2 separate regions of the Mus musculus genome follow, and region 1 is linked to region 2. A link is a loop called in an ENCODE intact Hi-C map of the cell type or tissue named here. Cell type or tissue: left cerebral cortex. All regions are shown on one strand. Each heading gives the region's core, and the rest is flanking DNA. Links, peaks and the distances in the headings are about the cores only. Region 1 holds the start of Gm31469 (a long non-coding RNA gene). Region 2 has its middle 50 kb from the start of Mir3109.

Region 1 (9,408 bases), core at 3,574-7,573, 170 kb after region 2:
GTTTGTTTGTTTTGTTGTTTGTTTTTGTTGTTTATAAATTTAATGAACTTACAATTATTCGTGTGTCTGTGTGTAGGCCAGAGGTCAACCTTGGCTATTCCTCATGTTCCATCTACCTTGTGCTTTTCTAAAAAGACTTATTTCATCTTATTTTTGATTATGTGTGTTGGGGGTTATGTGCTTGTGAGAATTTGGGTGCCCATGAAGGCTAGAAAATGTCCCTGAATTCCTAGAAATGGAGTTACAGGAAGTTGTAAGCTGCCTAACATGGGTCCCAGGACTCAAACCCAGCCAAAGCATGCTTGGCTGCCAAAGCAGCAAGGATTCTCAACTCAGGTCCTCAGACTTGCATAGCAGTCTCTTTACTCTTCCCAGCTCCAGCCTTCTTCATTTTGATGCTTAAATTATCTCAACCTGGTAAGTGTCCCAGCCAGCTGCCTCTCTAACAGTGAGGGTGCTGGTGAGACACCCCCCTCAAGTCTTTGACTGTATTTGACCTTGGTCTGGGTGCAGGATAAAAAGAAGCCATGAATGCTTGAGGTTAAGTCCTGAAAGTCTCTGTGAATGAAGAACAGAGCAGGCTGAGTAGGCGTGCTTTTGAGTGTGCTCTCCTGCTCCAGACTAGATGGGCAAATTGAGTCAGCTCTGGTGCCCAGGGATGCTGCCCGGCACAGCAGGTGGCAGCCAGTGAGTCAAATCTTCGAAAATAAGTCAGAACGGAGATCTTGGGTGGGTTTTCTTTTTTTCTGTGTTTCTGCCAGTTTATCTGTTCCTCTAACTGCAGTCACAAAAGCCAACTGAGAGTGACCTCAGCGCTTTCGACACAGTAGCAGAGGACAGGGTGGAGGTAGAGGGTGTTGACAGAAGCAGGTGTTGGCAAAAGAACAGTTACTTTTTTTTTTTTTTTTTTTTCTGTATGGCGTATGAGCTGTGCGGCCAAGGCAAGGCAGGCAATTCTCTATGGCAAGCAAATCAAGTTCCTCTTCCACAGAAGGAGCCTCAGCCTGCCTGCTGGCCTGGTGCCCAGCAATGGCAACATCACAATCCTGGAAGACCAGACAGTCAGAACAATTGGCTCACTTAGGATGATGATTGACAGGAGGCTGTTCATCAGCTGTCCAATTGCTTGCTATTTGTCTCTTGTGGTTATGTTGCAGCTTGTTCTTCCCAGAAATCTACAAGTAAGAGCAAAAGCTTGGCTTATTTCTGGTGAAATAATACAGCTAATTTATATTTCCAATTGCAAGAATAACTGTGGGTTGTGTGCACTGGTACCCAGGTAACACTTTCAACTATTTGAAGTAGGTACTGGTTGGGTGGGGCAGGGTGCATGTGTATGCAAGCATCCACGTAGAGATCAGGGGTCAGCATTGAGTGTCTTTGTCAACCATTCTCAACCTTATTATCTGAGACAGGGTCTTTCTCTGAACCTGGAGTTCACGGTCCCTGCCTCCCTGATGCTGAAATTAGACATGAACATGTCCCACCTTCTCACATGGTTGCTGGGGGGCTGAACTTAGGTCCACATGTTTGCTCGGCAAGGCAAACGTTCTCTGAATTGAGCCACTTTTCTAATCCTGGGTGTAATCTCCATTTTATCAAAGAGGATGCTGAAACTTGGAACTGTGAAGGAATTTGCTGAAGCTCACAGAGCCACAGGATTAGGGCGTGGGTCTGATGTAAACCGATCCTTACATTCTCCTGCATTCTTCGAGGAGTGAATATTTCCTGACATAATCTGTCGTAGATGTCCAGTCTCTCCATCGTAGACCACATCTGCAGGTTTAACTTTAACTTTGGGGGATAGGGAGATCTTTGGTGATGCTTTAGGCAACAAGATTAACAATGCAAATATTTCTAAGACAGTGACCCAGAGGGTTGGATTTATCCTAGAAAAGCCACATAGTTGGCTTCTGTCATTTTGCATGGCATGGTTGGCCCATCCAGAGCTGAGCATCTCACTGGGGCAATGTAGCCCCCACAATTGCAGATGTGTGGGCTTCCCACTGGAGAAATGGGGATGAAGGGCTCAGTGGTGCAGCCTCAGGGACAGTTGTAGCTGAGGAGTGTTTATTTAGGGTATTGCAGAGTATGTGAACTTGAGAATAAGGCTGCCTGCATTTGCAAATGACCCAAAGCTGGGTGTGCGTTAACCACCCAATAAAAGCCAGCTATTGTTCCTGGAATGAATGTCTTTCTCAGCTCCTAAGTGGGTTATGAAGATAATCTTTAGACTCTTCTCTAGAGATTAGTAAAACCAAGAAACACCAGGCCAGAAAGGTTCCCAGAGGGTTCTAATACCACCCGCTGGCTACAACCTGGTCCGGCCTCCGAGCACTCATAACAATGGTAAGGAATTCCCTCTCCTCAGCCTCCTCACAAGTGTTACACCTGTGTCTTGGGGCAAGCTGGTGTTAATCCTTGCTCCCCCAGCCAAATAGCCAAGTATCTTTGAAGTACCACTTCCTGTGGCTCCTTCCTGCTGCGCAGCTCAGCAGCCTCAAAGGGGCTTTGAAGTCTCACTCTCTAACCCGGCTTGAATCCCTTTCTCCCCAACCGAGAAGCTGTGTGACTTTGGGCAAGTTACCCAGCTTTTCTGACCTTCATCTTCCCACCTGTGTAAGACAGACATCCTCACCGGGTCATCCATCGTAAGCACTGAACACTGACAGAATGTAAAACTGCAGTACGGGGGCCACCGCACACTGCCTTCTGTGGTCACCTCACCAGACTGCTGCGAGCATGCAGGGGGTCCCCAGGAACAAAGATGTCATGTTTAATGGGTTCCCACCCCTCGATGCAGAGTTAAGAACTTCAAACAGTTTATTTTTTAAGTGTACCATTTTAACCTACTAGGTACCTCCCACAAACGCCTCCGACAGAAATAACTAAGTTAAAGGATGCCCAATGGTTTGTTCAACTTGATGGTTCTTTCGAAAATGTGCTTGATTAGTAAAAACTTGATTCTTTCCTGGCACATTTACAGATGGTTCATTTGTGTGTCTGCTTCATTTAGACTTGTAGAATTCATAGGGACAGAAAGTAGGATGGTGTCTGCCAGGGGCTGAGGGGAGGGAGAAAGAATGCTCTGTGTGAAAGGCTGTGGGCTTGGCTGTTTGATGAAGGGTACAGTACTGATGGTTGCCCAGATGTGTGGAGATACCTCATGCCAATGAACTGTCTGATTTAAGAGGTTTGTGCCGGGTTCGGAACTCCGCTGCAACCATGAAAAAAAAAAAATCAAATATTCCAAAAGAAAGCGAGCAGAATTCCCACTTTTCTTCTCCTTTCAGAGTCCCCAGAAAGAGGCCAGAAAGAACTTCTTCATCTGGCAGTAAGTGTTCTAGATTCTAAAAGTGGGAGCCTTTCCTCGCGGGCATCCCGGTGTGTGGTCCCGAGCCGCCCACAGTGGCCAGCGCCTGGGGCATTCCCAGGATCTCTGCACTTTTGTTTTGTTTCATTTCTAAACTCGAACTGCGGCCACTGGAGACCCAGGGACCTATTTGCTGGAAACTGTTAAAAATCAGGTTGGGAAAAATTTGCAGGGAAAGGGCACCATAAATTGCGTGGAAATCCAAAACTAACAGGCCCGTGAAAGATTTGTATTTTGAAAAGCAAACCCCAGTGGGATTCTCTCAGCAGAAATTGAAAAGGTCTTGGTAACATTCACTTGAACTATTGGAGGCGTTTTTGCTGTGGCAAGCACTAACGCAGGTACTGCCACCGCCTCAGCCCCAGCTCTCCACAGCAAATTAGCACGGTTTTAACTGGGCTGCAAATACCAAGCTGGCTGCTAGTCATTATGCAAAAGGGGACTCGGGGCGGGCGGGGGAACCTGCACCTAGCGGCAAAGCACATTATAATTGTTTAAGCAGACCCCACAAGTCATGCATTTCAATTATTTGTTCAAAGCAGCCGGCAATTAGGAGTCGCAAACAAGGCTTTTGAATGCGAAGTCAGACAATTAAAATGTTTCATGAGTGCATTAGAGAAAGAAGTCTGAATTAGCATTTTGAATACACAAGACCTCTTTTTTTCCCCTAATCTCTGGTCCCTCTCAGAAAATAAAAAATCAAGAGAAAGAAAGTGGAAGGGGGGTGTTTTGGGGTCTAGTGGGGGTGACTTGGGTGTTTACTTATTTATATGGAATGCCTGACTAATCCAGGGAAGATGGACCATCCTAATAGGGTACATTTCAATGTCTCTTGTTACTGGTCTGATAGTCCAAGCTTCAGCATAATGGCCCAGGTGCCAAAACCGCTCTCCGAGGGGGGTCTCAAATCGCTTTCAGCATGTCCCCGCCCTCTTCCCCCGCCACCCCCAAGCGCTCCTTTGAAGAAGCGGGTCTATTTGAACCAGTGATTTGTGACTTTTCAGGGTTTCGGCCGGCCGAGCCCCCTGGCTGGCTGCCTCACACCCGGGCTGGAGGGAACCAACCCGACGCACTGGACAGGGGAGGAGAGCATCCCTGTTCTGGGGGTGCTGGAGAACAGATGCTGCCTGCCCGGAGAAGCACGAAAAGGACACCCTCTAGTGCCTCATGCCTTTGAGGGTGGATGGGTTGCCAAGCCTCCCCTCCCCCACCAGCCGCCCCGCAGCCCTACCCACACAGCCCCTTCCTCAATCCCCAAACACCCTACTGACATGCAAATTATATTTTATGATTGATTGTATTTTAAGATCCCTTTAATATTGTTCTCCGAGGAGACACTTGCTGAAGAGAGGAGGGTAGGTGGAACTTTGGATCTTGGGCCGGAGAGTGAGAGTTCTTTAATCTTTCTCCATTCCCCCCACCCCCACCCCGGAGTCTTTCTAGGAATCAAACATTACCGTCTATACGCCATATAAAGCACTTCGTGTTTTTTATTTAATATGCGAGATTAACCAGGCAAACGCAGACAATTTAAGGCGAAAATTGCCAGCCTGTCAGTTCAACCTGTGCAAATGTGTGTGTGTGTGTGTGTGTGTGTGTGTGTGTGTCCGCGCGCGTGTGCGCGCGCGCGCCTAATTTGAAAGTGGCTAGTAGCCTTAATTTATCACTTCCCGAGTGTGGCTATTTATAAAATGTTATTAAATAATCCTTTTATAAGAAAGCACTTCTAAAAATTTTTACCTTATTCAGTTAGGGAAAAGTCTAAAATGAAACGAAAAGGAAGAGAAAAGCAAAACCAAACTAAACCAAACCAACCCCCCCCTAATGTCTAATTCGATGTGACTTCTGTTATTCCTTTTAAAATCAATTCATCTTAAAGTGGTCCTAGAGGTCTGGGAGCACCGTTAAGGATCTGATAAAATGGGTGAGCCTTTGTGTGATCAATACATACCGTTAGCTGGAAATGTTTTCGCGTTTTCCCACAAGGAATATAGGTCCCTGTGGGGGGAGGGGGGAAGAAGTTTCTGTTTTCAGTTAGTCCAGGAAGAGCTAAGGATTTGAAATGATAAATACTAACATCACACCATTCTAGTGATGGGGGGAGCACAATTTTGAGTGTTTAATGTCCTTGGGCTCTTGGGTTTGTCTTCTTTTAAATGCTCTTTTAAACTATCCAACGTGTTAAACCAAACCATCCACTGCTTTCTGTAACCAACATTAACTATGCTCGTGTGCTTCATTTTTTTAAAAGTTGTAAATGATTTTTATAAAGGTTTTTTAGGGGGGGTGAAGAGATGACTCAGCGGTTAAGCGCACTGGCTGCTCTTCCAGACAGAGATCCTGAGTTCAAATCCCAGCAACCACATGGTGGCTCACAACCATCTGTAACAGGATCTGATGCCCTCTTCTGGCATATAGGTGTACATGCAGATAGAGCACTCATACATTAAATATTTTTTTAAAAAAAGATTTAAAAAAAAATCAAAATAGGGTCTTGTTCTTCACCATAAGTTTATCCAATGAAATTTACAATAGAAAGAGGGTGAGTTCTGGGGGTGGGGGGTGGGAGTGAATAAACTCTCACTTAGGTGTCACAGGATTTTCTATCCCCCAAATACTACTTACAAATGCCTGCCCTGATCAGAGACCCTTAAACCTGAAGGTGAAACCCACTAAAATGACTGACATTAGTGGGTGAGGCAGTTAAGCCTTGAACAAGAACAGTGTGTCTTACTTGACTTGGTGACTGCTGTTGAGTTCACAACATTGGGGCCTGGGCTTTATTTCACTCACCAGTGTTGGATCTACAGCTGGCTTCTTTTTCTTACAGCTGTCTGGTCCTTGAATTGGAGAGTGCCTATGAGTCTTACCAACCAGCTTAGCTGTTCAACCCTAAAGAGCCTGAAAACTCCTTCAAAAGCCCTTGCAAGTTGACACAGGGAAAGAGAAAAAAGGGAAGACAACAAAAGAAAAGCATTATCCCACCCCCTAATTTAAAAAACCAACTTTCTCTCTTAGGTGACATCATTCCTGCCGGTGACTTAGTCTAGAGGAAGCACCCAGCTGCAACGGGTCCTTTCAGCATTGACCAACCTGTTGGCTGTCGCCACACCGTTTTGTAAAGCTCTTCGGTTCTGGTTTTCTAGACTCTTGTCCGGCCTGCTCCATCCATCACCCTGGTAATGACCCTCACCTATCATTCGTCTAGCTTGCCATTCACCTTAATTCCTCAACTACACCTAGCAATGGCCAACCACAGGGCCCCAGAAGGAAACCACAGCCCCTCTTCCCTTTTTCTGCCCTATCTACCACAGCCTGTAAACATATGCCACCTTCCCTGGTTGTTGAACTAGAGTCCTCCTCCCTGCAGGTCGTTTCTGGAATGAAACCTGAGAGACTGCTCTTTCCTTTGCCTGTCCTTCCTTCCTTCTCTGAGACTTACACAGTCTATCCCATAGTCAAGAGGTAGTGGGAATCCTGCCACAGAAATGCCACCCTTTCTGGAACAACGGCTGCAAGCCAACCGGCTCTTTGGATGTCTCAGTAGGAGGCTGACAGAAGTTTCGGCTGAAGGACACCAGTACAAATGCCTTTTTATGCGAGAGGACATGGGAATACTTCAAATTATCTACCTTCAAAAGCGCATGTTTGAGGCTGCAAAGTGGGGCAAACAAAGGTGTTCTGGGCCGAGTTGCAGGAGGAAGGCTTTTCCCAGCTGTAGGATTCGAGGATGATGAAAGGGAGAAGCGGGAGAATGTAAAACAAATTGTGCACTGGAGGGTGGAAAATACAGATTTGAAAGTTAAGTGTCTGGAACAAGAGAGATATGAGTCACTGGAATTTACAAGTTACTGTAGGAAACATAGATAAAGAGATCGTGAGATGGGTAGCGAGGCCCGTAGCAAAGTGGCATTTTGCTAACTGCAAAGCCAGTCGGTGGCAGAAACTGTTCATCAACTCAGGAAAGGGGTGGTAATTATGGGAGACAAGAGCAGATAATAACATTTACGCAGGACCTGTGGGGACTGGGTTGGGTGTTCAGCAATTATGTCAAGTGGGCGCACAGATTTTTCTTCCCCCTCAACATGGTAAATCAGAAAGAAAGAAAGAAAAAGAAAAAGCCCAGAGGGCTTGTGTCAAATAGATGAGAAGGGAAAGCTTCAGCTAGCCAGAGGCAATGGTGTTCTTGCCTGAGGGAAAACACCTTTCTCTGTGCCCTGCAGCCCCATCCTCTTATGTGGGAAACGCTTAGCTTTTTGAATTTCTACATGTGGCTACAAATTACTTGAGAGGAGAATAAATTCCTGAGCACAGAGAGAGCCATTGCTCAGTGGTATAGTTTGCTGTCTGTTGCTGTGCAGAACATCAGGATTCAATTTGAGGAGGAAAGGGTTTCTATGGCTTGTGAGTTTCAGTCTCTCACTGGGAAAAGCAAGGCAGGATCCTGAGGCAGGAACAGGGGCAGAGACCACACAGGAGCACTGCTTACTAGCTTCCTATGATGCCTTCCTTGTACACACACCTCAGGCCTGCCTGCCCAGGGTGGCAAGTTGGTTGGGCCATTCATCCCAACAAGGAAGAAAATGCCCCACTGACATGGCCCAGGCCAGTTCAATGGAGGCCCTCCATGGAGTGTCAAGTTGATGGCAGAGACTGACTGTGATATAGGAGGATGTAGTAAGCTCCCTGCTCCTCAAAAAGGCTCCTGGGTGTTGCTGTAATAGTTCCCTGTATTTGTGTATGCATGTATGTGTGCACACATGCATGCATGTGTGTGTGTGTGTGTGTGTGTGTGTGTGTGTGTGTGTATTTGTATGTGTGAACTTAAGTGGACATCTATGTGGAGAATGGAGATCAGTCTCAGGTACCATTGCACAGGAGCTATCCACCTTGTGTTTTGAGGCAGAGTCTCTCATCTATCTGAAGCTCATCATATTAGCTAGGTGGGCAAGCCCCAAGATTCCCTTCTCTCTACCTCCCTAGAGCTGATTATTATAAATCTAAGCCACCCCACCCAATTTTTGTGTGTGTGTGGTAGTTTCTCGCCCCACCCCTGTGGATGCTGGGCATGGAACTCAGGTATTTGTGCTGTAAGATAGATACTTCATCAATTGTGATGTCACCGAAGCTCATTGTCTAAGCATAGTTCTCTAAACAATAGTTTCCATGTCGTCTATTTGGGAGTTTATATTTGTTTTGAAAGAATTAGATGGCATATATACAAATCATATAGATAGAGATATAAATGAAATCATACTGTAGGCTGTTAGGTCCAATTGTTAGATATTCATGCCCTCTTGAATGGCAGAAAACACTTCCCTTGCAGTAGATTCCCTTTGTAAACTTTGTATACTTTGTAAACTTTAAAAAACCCTTAAGACAGGAAAGTGGTCAGGGCTCCAGCAGCCAAGCCCCTCCCCCAGACCTCCTTAACTGTAATTAATGGTGCTTTTGGCCTCTGTAACTTATCACAAAGGTCATCTCCAGCCCCTCAACAGGACCCTTCCCAGATTATGCTAATTTTAGGTGTAAAGTATGAATAAAAGCCACCAATCCCTGAAGAGTAAACCCCACCAATCCCTGAACTTCCCACTTGTCTTAGTCAGGGTTTCTATTCCTGCACAAACATCATGACCAAGAAGCAAGTTGGGGAGGAAAGGGTTTATTCGGCGTACACTTCCATACTGCTGTTCATCACCAAGGAAGTCAGGACTGGAACTCAAGCAGGTCAGGAAGCAGGAGCTGATGCAGAGGCCATGGAGGGATGTTCTTTACTGGCTTGCCTCCCCTGGCTTGCTCAGCCTGCTCTCTTATAGAACCCAAGACTACCAGCCCAGAGATGGTCCCACCCACAAGGGGCCTTTCCCCCTTGATCACTAACTGAGAAAATGCCTTACAGTTGGATCTCATGGAGGCATTTCCTCAAATGAAGCTCCTTTCTCTGTGATAACTCCAGCTGTGTCAAGTTGACACAAAACTAGCCAGTACACCACTGAAACCTATCGATCCCCGGGCACAAAACCTGACCAATCTCT
Region 2 (9,408 bases), core at 1,837-5,836:
AGCTTGGGCAGTCATCTTGGCTGGAATCTGAAATGTCTTTCACAAGCACACTTGAGACCCGGGTCTCAGGTTGTGGTGGCATTTTGAAGGCCGCGGGGCTTATAGGAGGTGGGGTTTGGCACATACAGCAACAGACACACAGACACACAGACACACATACACTAACACATATATACCCAGAGGAGGGGAGAGACAGAGAACAAGCCAGCACAGAATACACACACTTTCAAATACTCGTCACAACATACAAATATATATGCAAAGTCACATAACAGAAAACACACACACACATAAACGCACGCACGCACATCACATATACATTTTCACACACTAATATAAACATATTCACATAAGAAAACACACCTCACATTGCACTTATACAAACTCACACACTAGCACACACACATACAAACCCACACCAGAAGGCACATGCTCACACATGCAAGATATACATGCTTATGCACACACATATACACATGCAAACACACACTCATGCAACATGCACACACACTCACAAGCACACATGCAAATATACATGCTTACACACATATACACACATACAAACATACACTCAAACACTCATATAACATGCACGCACACTCTCTCACACACTTACATACATGCACAAAACATGAATACACACATAAATACACTCACACACACACATTCACACACACGTAATCTCTTGATTATACCTAATTGAAACTCCATCAGAGCATCACACGTTCTTTACCAGAACTTCAGGGTGCAAGGCAGGCACAGGTATCCACTTTGGGGGGAGGAGCGGATTATTATAACTGTAACGTCAGGACACTAAGCACAGAGGCACATGAAACCATCTCTATAGTTCACAATTCCATTTGTTCTGAGGCTGGGAACATCACTTCTTGGAGGAGTTTATAATGAGGCAGAGCGCCACCTTGTGGAGAAGTGCAGAATGGCCACAGCCCTGGATTTGCTGGAGACTTGAGAGCTTCTGATTTTTGGAATTAAAAAAATCTACAGCAAAGCCTGTGGACTCTTCTTTAGTGACTAAAAGTTATTCCTAATAACTATGGAGGTCAGTCTCCGAGGTGTGCTGTGGTCCTAAGGGCAAACTTCCTATTCTCGGGTCTTTACATTCTGTAATTCTTAACAGTTTTTGTTGAGCCTAGCCTTTAACGGCTGAGCCATCTCTCCAGCCCCACACTCTGTAATTTATAAGAATTGTGGCTGGCATGAATAGGCATGGGATAAGAGTTCCAGAAATTTTCAGAGAGGGCGCCCTATTTCCAGTGTTGCATGGAGGGTTTTCTAAAGCTGCCTTTCTTATCTTAAAAAAATCCGGTTATGATTATAAAGAACGAGACAGTCTGCGAAGCATTTGTCGTGCAAGCTTGAGGATCCGAGTTCATCCTTCAGAATCCACATCAATGAAAATAAAAGTGTGGGCGTGGTGTCGCACATTTGTAATCTCAGTGCTGGCGAGACGGAGATGGGCAGAGACAGGTAGATCTCTGGGGCTTGTGGGTCTGCCAGCTAATGTGACCAGTGAGCTTCCAGTCAAGGAGAGACAGTGTCTCAAAAAGCAAGGGGACAGGGCCCTCTGAGGAATGCCACTGAAGGCCACCCTCAGCATCCCATGTAGATGCAGGAACCCACATGTGCAAACTCACGTTCATGTGCATGCGAGAACACACACACAGAGACATAGAGACAAAGAGACAGAGAGAGAGAGACAGAGAGAGAGAGAGAGAGAGAGAGAGACAGAGAGAGAGAGAGACACAGAGAGAGAGAGAGAGACAGAGAGACAAGTAAGTAACAAAGACCCAGCAGCGAGCAGAAGTTTTAGTGGAAGCGAAAGGCAGCAGAGTCCCACTGTGAGCTGCACTCATTGTGGAAACAGGATGCTCTTCCGGCTCCAGCTTTAGTTCCAGGTTGGCGGCTCTTTATCCTGACCATGGATAAGCTTCTACCCACCCGTGGGCTTTGTTTTGCTGTTTGTATTTCTTCTTTTCTCATTGATATAGATTCTCATCCATTTTCTCAATTTTCCAGTTTAGTCCCCAAAGGGCTTGGGTTACGGGCATGCCTCATGTGATGAACTGTATTTTTTAATAAAAAAATTAAATTACATTTGTGGGTGTGTACTTGTGTTCACACATGCCACAGTGAGTGTGTGTGTGTGTGTGGTGGGATGGAGGGGGGCGACAACAGAGGACAACCTACAGGAGTCAGATCTTTGGCCACGTGGATGTCAGTGAGTTAACTGAGGTCGTCGGCCCTCAACTGTTTAGTTTTGTTTTTAAACCTGTAAAACATCTAGTTTGAACACTATAGCTTCAAGCTTTTTCAAGATCTACAATATCCTGTGTCTAGGAGGAGTCCTCGGTTAGAAGGGTAGCTCAGAGGGTGGACTGTCTACTTGGCAGACACCAAACCTGGGTTCATCACCTAGCACCACATATACCCGGCATAGACCAGGCCTGTAATCCCAGCACTCAGGAGATGGGGGCAGAAAGATCAGAAGTTCAAGGCCATCCTTGGCTACTTACTGAGTTTGGGGATAATTTAAGCTACTTTGAGACTCTACCTCAAGAAAATAGTCTTCATTCATCAATTCCTTTTTAATATTATTATTGAGCTTTTAATTTCTTATATGAATAAGAAACTCTGTTACACTTTAAATGCCGAAATTAGTAATTTAAACTGTATAAAATTAAAGATATGTAATAAGTGCATGCTCATTTTCTCATCTCAAAGAGAAAGTTCTATGAATGATAACCACAGTGATTTCAAATTGTATTTATTTCTTTAAAAGCATTTTTTAAAAATTTATATCATGTGCATTGGTGTTTTGCCTGCATGTACATCTGTGTGAGAGTGCGAGTTACAGACAGTTTTGAGCCACCATGTGGGTGCCAGGAATTGAACCCAGGTCCTCTGGAAGAGCAGTTGGTGCTCTTAACCATTGAGCTATCTCTCCAGCCCTCAAAATATATTAATTTCTCAGCCCAGGTTTCCTGGTAAAATGCAACAATCTTCCCCAAATAACTTTATTTTTAGTGAACATTGAAGCATAAAAATGCTTTCAGAAGACTTTACTTAGAATATTATGTTTTACATAGTTAACATTACATTTTACATAGTTAACATTACATTTTACATAGTTAACATTATGTTTAACACTGTATTTTACATAGTTAGCATAACTAACTCCTTTAATGTCTTTTCTTTTGCTGAAATTCTCATGTCCAAGTATAAGAGGGAGGGTCTCAAAGAAAAACCACATTTCACCCAAGGACAGCAACCACTAAGGACTTAACCAACGGAAACATGTCTTTACAGCATGCTGGGGGGCCTCAGGCAGTGATGGGGACCGTGTTCAGCCTTCACACCGCCGCTGCCACCGCTGCCGCCGCCGCCGTTTTCATCGTCGTTGTCGTCTAGGCTCTATCTGAATCCCACCACTGGCATCTGACAGAGGTGTTGAGTCAGGGCATAAGCGGCGTTTCCCTTGTGACTTCCTGATGGGCACTTGGGGTTGGGTGCAAACTGTCTCTTTTCAAAGCACTTTCTGCTCTGTGGAAATTCTGTATGTACATTTTAAGCGTTCACATACATTTAAAAACTCTCACTTATTTCTTTACTTCAGTGAAATACACTTTTCAGTGCTTTTGGAGTTAGGAGGTGCCCAATGGCTTGGTCGTTACGGGGGTAACCAACTGCTTTCTGATTGGATTTGAGGCTCTCTTCAAAGGAGATCCATGCCTGTCACTGTAAACCTGCTCAAGAAAAGCCTGTGGCTGGGGATGTCAGAAGTCTAAGTGGAGAACATATTTACTGTTTGAAAAATAGATGCGATGTCAAAGTCTCCTCTAAATATTTATGTCTATACCCATAGATCAATGCTGTTCCGAAAATGAATGAATAAATAAATAATCATTAAAAAAAATGTTTTTTAGGACAGAAGTTGCATTGGTGAAGCCTGGTCACAAGAGGGCGCTCCAACAAAGCGTCTCAACTCATAATCGCCATCAAACACTGGTTTCTACAATTTTTTTCTGGTTGTATAACGAACAAACCTTATGTCACAAATATTGTTACAAATAAAAACCATATGTTTTTAAAAAAGGTTAGGAGGTTTGTCAGTGAGCCTTGCATGCAAGCCAAACTACTTTGATGAGCCGAAAGAACTTTGTAATTCCTCCACCAGTTTCAAAAAGGAGCAAACAATTTGCACACCTTTCTTGCTTTAACCGCAAAACAAAACCACACAAACTCGAAGCACATTAAGAGAAATTCCGTCTTCAAAGAAGACATGAAGTGTCTTTTTAAAAATACTAAGAACTATGATAAAAATATTTTAAAAACAAAACAAAACCTTGCTATCTAATCTGGATAGGACCATGGTAGAAAATACTGTCATAGCTTTTAGAGACATGGATAATTGAAAAAGAAAATACCACAAGCTATCTGCTGGTATCTGGAGCAAAGACCCACACCTCCAGATTGTATATCCTGATGGTTCTTGTGAGCATAATTGTGGAGAATAAACACTCTTTACCTCTAAACAGTTTTTACTGATAGTAAAGTAATTAGAATAATTTATGTGCCCTGGTGCTATTCAGACCACAGCTTTGCTTAAAGGAGGTTAAGTCAGTTATTGACCAGTATCAAGAGGGTATCCCCTCCCACCTTCTCCGGTGACATGTTTATGCCCAGCTGGCACTTCTAAATATTTAATAGAGAGGAAGAGATTCCGTTTAATTAGGCAGAGTGGATTGTTTAGTGCAGGTTACTCTTGTATCGGGTATAATGAAGAACGGAAAACACCCATTGAGCCACCTTTGAAGTCCCAGCTCCTTTAGGGGCCATTGTGAACTCAGCTTAATGGTGACTGTGTAGCTTCCATCCAGGGACTTGGTAATTCAGAGAGCTAAATCTAGGTGAAGTGACTGCATACAGCACCCACCCGTCCATGTTCAAAGACTCCCTTTTTCCTCCCCAATCAAAGCTCTTCCATCTTATGTTTGATTGGAGTATTGAGGTGGGGTTACAGAAAACTCACTGCTTTTATCATAGTCTTTCCCATTTTTCTTTCAATTTTATCTTCATGTATTCTACTTGTGTGTGTGTGTGTGCATGTGAGAGAGGGAAGAGAGAGAGAGAGAGAGAGAGAGAGAGAGAGAGAGAGAGAGAGAGAGAGAATATCAGGTAATGGACGCGTGTTACTGTCACAGTGTTTCATGTTCATAATCCCTTCTGAAAATGAGAAATTAATTTTTTTCTTTAACTCCGACCTCGGGTAAAAATACCAAATATTTGTGTGCCTCGGATGTACAGCAAAAAGGCCACCTAAATTAATGAGGTTTCTCGAACGGGTGCTCAGAAATGAATTACACAGCTTAAGGAGTCGGGGAGATTGCTCGTGATTCTTGAGGCAATCTGCACGGTGCTGCGGAATGAGAGACGGGGCTTTGTATTATCGCCGTAGGATTAGTTCTTAGTTCCTGAAAGCAGGTCTATTTATGGGTATCTAAGATGGAGTTAAACTCGGCAAAGGTTATTATGTGGTTTTTCTGAACCCGCTCTGCTGAAGGTCTATTTTCTGTCACCTTTTAAAGTTTCCCTTGGAGCCGGCCTTGCAATCTGCATCTGGAGTGAGTCCAGGAAGCTTGGATAACAATCTAATCCCTGTGGAGGCTCTCTGAGCAGAGGGAGGAGGAAGGACGTGGTTGCTTCCACGCTGGTCCAGATGAGGTATCCATCTTGATGTGATCTAAGCAGACAGACTGCAGCGAGGCTCCTTACAGGCCTTCCCTACCCTCCTCAGAGTCTGCGGCAACTCAGTAACACAAACTGCAGCAGACATCGGAATTAAGCCACCCCTAATAGGAGGATACACTAAAATGTTTGTGGAGAGAACGAGTGTTTGTTCTTCTGCAGGGAGAGAGGAGGGTTGCGTATAAATGCGTAGAGAAGGCAGGGAAAGGAATCCTTGCATTTTGCTTGGCTTGCGGGACACATTCGGGACTCTGGAACATTCTAAGGGTTGCAAATTCATTTTCTCTTCAACTGGGTGCTTCCCTAATTTATTTTTATGAGGTAACTTGGCACCTCTCCTGTGGAGCTAGCGTAACGTAGTTGAAATCTGAAGATCAAACAGGACCTAATAAGATGGGATTTGTTCTCTTATTGATCAGCAAGCTTTGTCCTGATAGTGGGGAATTGGGTTAGCTGCTCCTCAGAGAAACGAGACTTATATGAGGTTCCTCGAAACTGTAGACAAAGAATGGCGAACAGCTCAAAACATAGGGGGCACAGGGACATGCAGGATGGAAGGGGTTTGCAGAATATTCAAAATGAACGTTGGGAGTGGAAGGCAAGGTTGGGATGGTTCAGCCCGGTAAAGGTGCTTGCTTCCAAGGCTGATGACTTGAGCTCTGTCCTCCGGACCCACACAGTGGACAAGAGAGTGGACTCCCACAAGTCATAAGTTGTCCCCTCCAAACACAAACCCCGTGGTACACAGGCACAGCCCTCTCATTAAAAAAAAAAAAAAAAAAAAAAAAAAAGAGGGAAGACACGTGATGGTTTATTGTGGTTTGTTTTTCTTTAGGTACTGGCAAGTTTGATGGGAGTTGATTGCAACTTTGTGGAAGCCTCTGGAAGGAGGGAGAGGCATTCATTACAAGGGAATAGAAAAGAGAATTGATATGATAATTTTTTTTTTAAAGAAATAAAAGCTTGGTGAGTGTTTCAAATATTCTAAAGGAAGCTGAAATGGAAAGAACAAATTTTTGGGGAGGGAACCTAGGAGGCACGGAGTTCCATTTGAGCAGGGGGGACATCCCTTCCTGGTGGAGATGAGATAGGCTTCAAGGCCAGCTACTCTTCATTTTTATTTCACTCCACAGATGGGGAAATGGAGGCCCCGTTGCAACTCCATGGTTTATTATGTAAGACAACGCAAGGAGCGGGTGGGGAATCTCATCTTGATTCTGCAGGGGACCTGCCTGGAGAAGGCTGCCTGGGAAATGGAGGCATATCTGGGGGACTGAGAGGGACCAGTGAGAAGATGATCTAAATCCCTGAGCCATGTCTATGGATCAGCAGCATCTGGGGTTTCTTAGACAGAGCATCTTGGACCAGCACAGAACTGCTGGACTTGGATTGCATTTTGATGCAACCTGTGGGTGAGTTCTATCACAATAGGGAGCAAGGAGCACCAGAGCCCCAAACTCCGGCTAGAATTATGGGAGAGCTATGCCAGTGCCCTAGGTAAAGCAGCTGCTGCAGAAAATGGCCTGCTTAGCTAATGGCGCATTAGTTACTAGTCTCATTGCTGTATAACAAGATACAGGTAACTCAAGGAAGTAAGGGAGGGAGGCATGGAGGGAAGAACAGAGGGAGGGACAGAGGGAGGGACAGAGGGAGGGATAGAGGGAAGGAGGGCTTATTTCTGCTCATAGTGTGAAGGTTTAGTCCATCATGGCCTCAGGAACATGAAGTGGCTGTCATGTTGCATCTGTAGTCAGGAAGCAGAGAGAGGGGCTCTGGTGCTCACTCACTTCTTCCACACAGTCCAGGACCCAGGCCGTGGGATGGTGCTGCCAACAGTTAAAGTGAGTCTTCCCCCTCAGTTAACTCAGTCTGGAAGCTCCCTCACACACTCACCCAGAGATATGTTTCCTATGTGAGCCTAGATCCTGTCAAGTTGGCAATCAACTTATGAATTGGCACAATGGATATGTTAAAAAAATTAAATGCCAAGTGCATGGATTAAAACCTAGCATCATGGAGTGAGGGGGAAGATGAGGGAGAATGATGGCATTTCATGACTCAGGCTCTCTGAAAGGTAACCTGAGAGTAGGTGTCAAGCCTTAGACTGTGGAGATGTCTGGTCTCCTATCTCCACCCCCAGGGAGCCACCCCAAGTAAGTTGTGATCAAAGTTGTGAATAAAAAGACATTGTAATGTTCATGATCACTAACATCACTGAAATGGGGACAGAGATCCAATTGAAGAGGGTGGTTCTTAAAGGGATTATGGTATTGTGGTGGTTTGAATATGCTTGGCCCATAGGGAGTGGCACTATTAAGCAGTATGGCCTTGTTGGAATAGGTGTGGCCTTGTAGGAGGAAGTGTGTCACTGTGTAGGCGGGCTTTGAGGGCTCCTAGTCTCCTTTTGGTTACCTGCAAATCAAGATGTAGATTTCTTAGCTCCTCCAACACCATGTCTGTCTGCATACAACCATGCTTCCTGCCATGATGGTAACAGACTAAACCTCTGACACTGGAAGCCAGCCCAATAAACGCTGTCCTTTATAAGAGTTGCCTTAGTCATGGTGTCTCTTCACAGCAAAGAAACCCTAAGACAAGTATCTACAAAAGAATACTATGCAGTCATTAAAATAGTGTACCAGAAGGACATTACTGTTCTGGAAACACGTTTACGGATATGCTTGTTGATAAAAAAAAAAGTTCAGGAGTTAGTGTGCTTTTGTTTAAAAGTATGTGCATATCTAAAGAAGTAGGAGGAATAGAGATGAATGTTAACAGTTGTTGTTGGGCAATACTAATACATGTATGCCACACACATGCAAAATACACATATGCACCAAAACACACACACACACACACACACACACACACACACACACGAAAAATGGGAAGAAAGTTAGAATCTATAAATCGATGCTATGGGTTGAATATGTCTTCTAGAACTTGACCCTTAGACTCCTATGTTAAGGTGTTTGGAGGTAGGGGTGGGGCTTTGGGGAGTAGGCTTAGGTGTTGTCAGGAGGTCAGGGACACTATGATAGTATTTATGGCTTTGTGACAAGAGTCCATAGATGGCACATTAGCTTTGTCGCATGTGTGACATTTCTCCACCATGTTACCATGGAGCTAGAAAGCTCTCACCAAACACCAGGACCATACTCTTGGTCTTTCCAGCCTCTAGCCTAGTGGCTCTCAACCTTCCTAATGCTGGGACCCCTTAATACAGTTCCTCATGTTGTGGCGATCCCAACCATAAAATTACCTTTGTTGTTTCTTCATAACTGTAATTTTGCTACTGTTATGAATCATACTGTAAATATCAGATATGCCAATGGTCTTAGGTGACCCCTGTAAAAGAATTTTTTGACCTCAAAGGGGTCAGGACCCACAAGTCGAGACTGTGCTAGACTAGACCCATAAGCCGCCAAAATTTCTACTTGATACATTACCCAGAATTGCATATTCTGTTATAGCTACAGAAAATAAACTGAGACTTGAAGGTGTTTCTGCCATTGAAACATGTTGAACTATGAATATTTGTTTGTAAGTCTTTGGGGCTTCCATATGCATTTGCTTGCCTCTGTTTGACGGCATAGGATGACCTTGAAAAACACTGAAGGAAGAGTGCTGATTTGGTCCATG

What was found. A loop is a pair of places that touch in the nucleus more often than their neighbours do. Peaks named below come from ENCODE experiments on the same cell type or tissue, not always from the same donor. Only the 100,000 strongest peaks of a DNase experiment are listed, where the experiment ranks them.
Region 1: it touches region 2 in a loop (3-fold over the local background); 2 of 42 quality-filtered maps call a loop at or near these places.

The regions. Positions count from the first base shown.
Region 1 is chr9:69,666,418-69,675,825 of GRCm38, forward strand. Gm31469 (a long non-coding RNA gene) reads right to left here and starts at 6,215. Exons shown (of 3, transcript XR_379585.2): 1 at 6,167-6,215; 2 at 5,325-5,371; 3 at 919-1,175. In left cerebral cortex, for the core only: a CTCF peak has its summit at 5,762 (motif pointing left); no DNase peak of the experiment used is centred there.
Region 2 is chr9:69,501,792-69,511,199 of GRCm38, forward strand. No RefSeq gene overlaps it. Among named protein-coding and RNA genes, the nearest start is that of Mir3109, 50 kb to the left of the region's middle. In left cerebral cortex, for the core only: a CTCF peak has its summit at 3,972 (motif pointing right); a DNase peak (open chromatin) is centred at 3,888; H3K4me3 peaks cover 287 bases.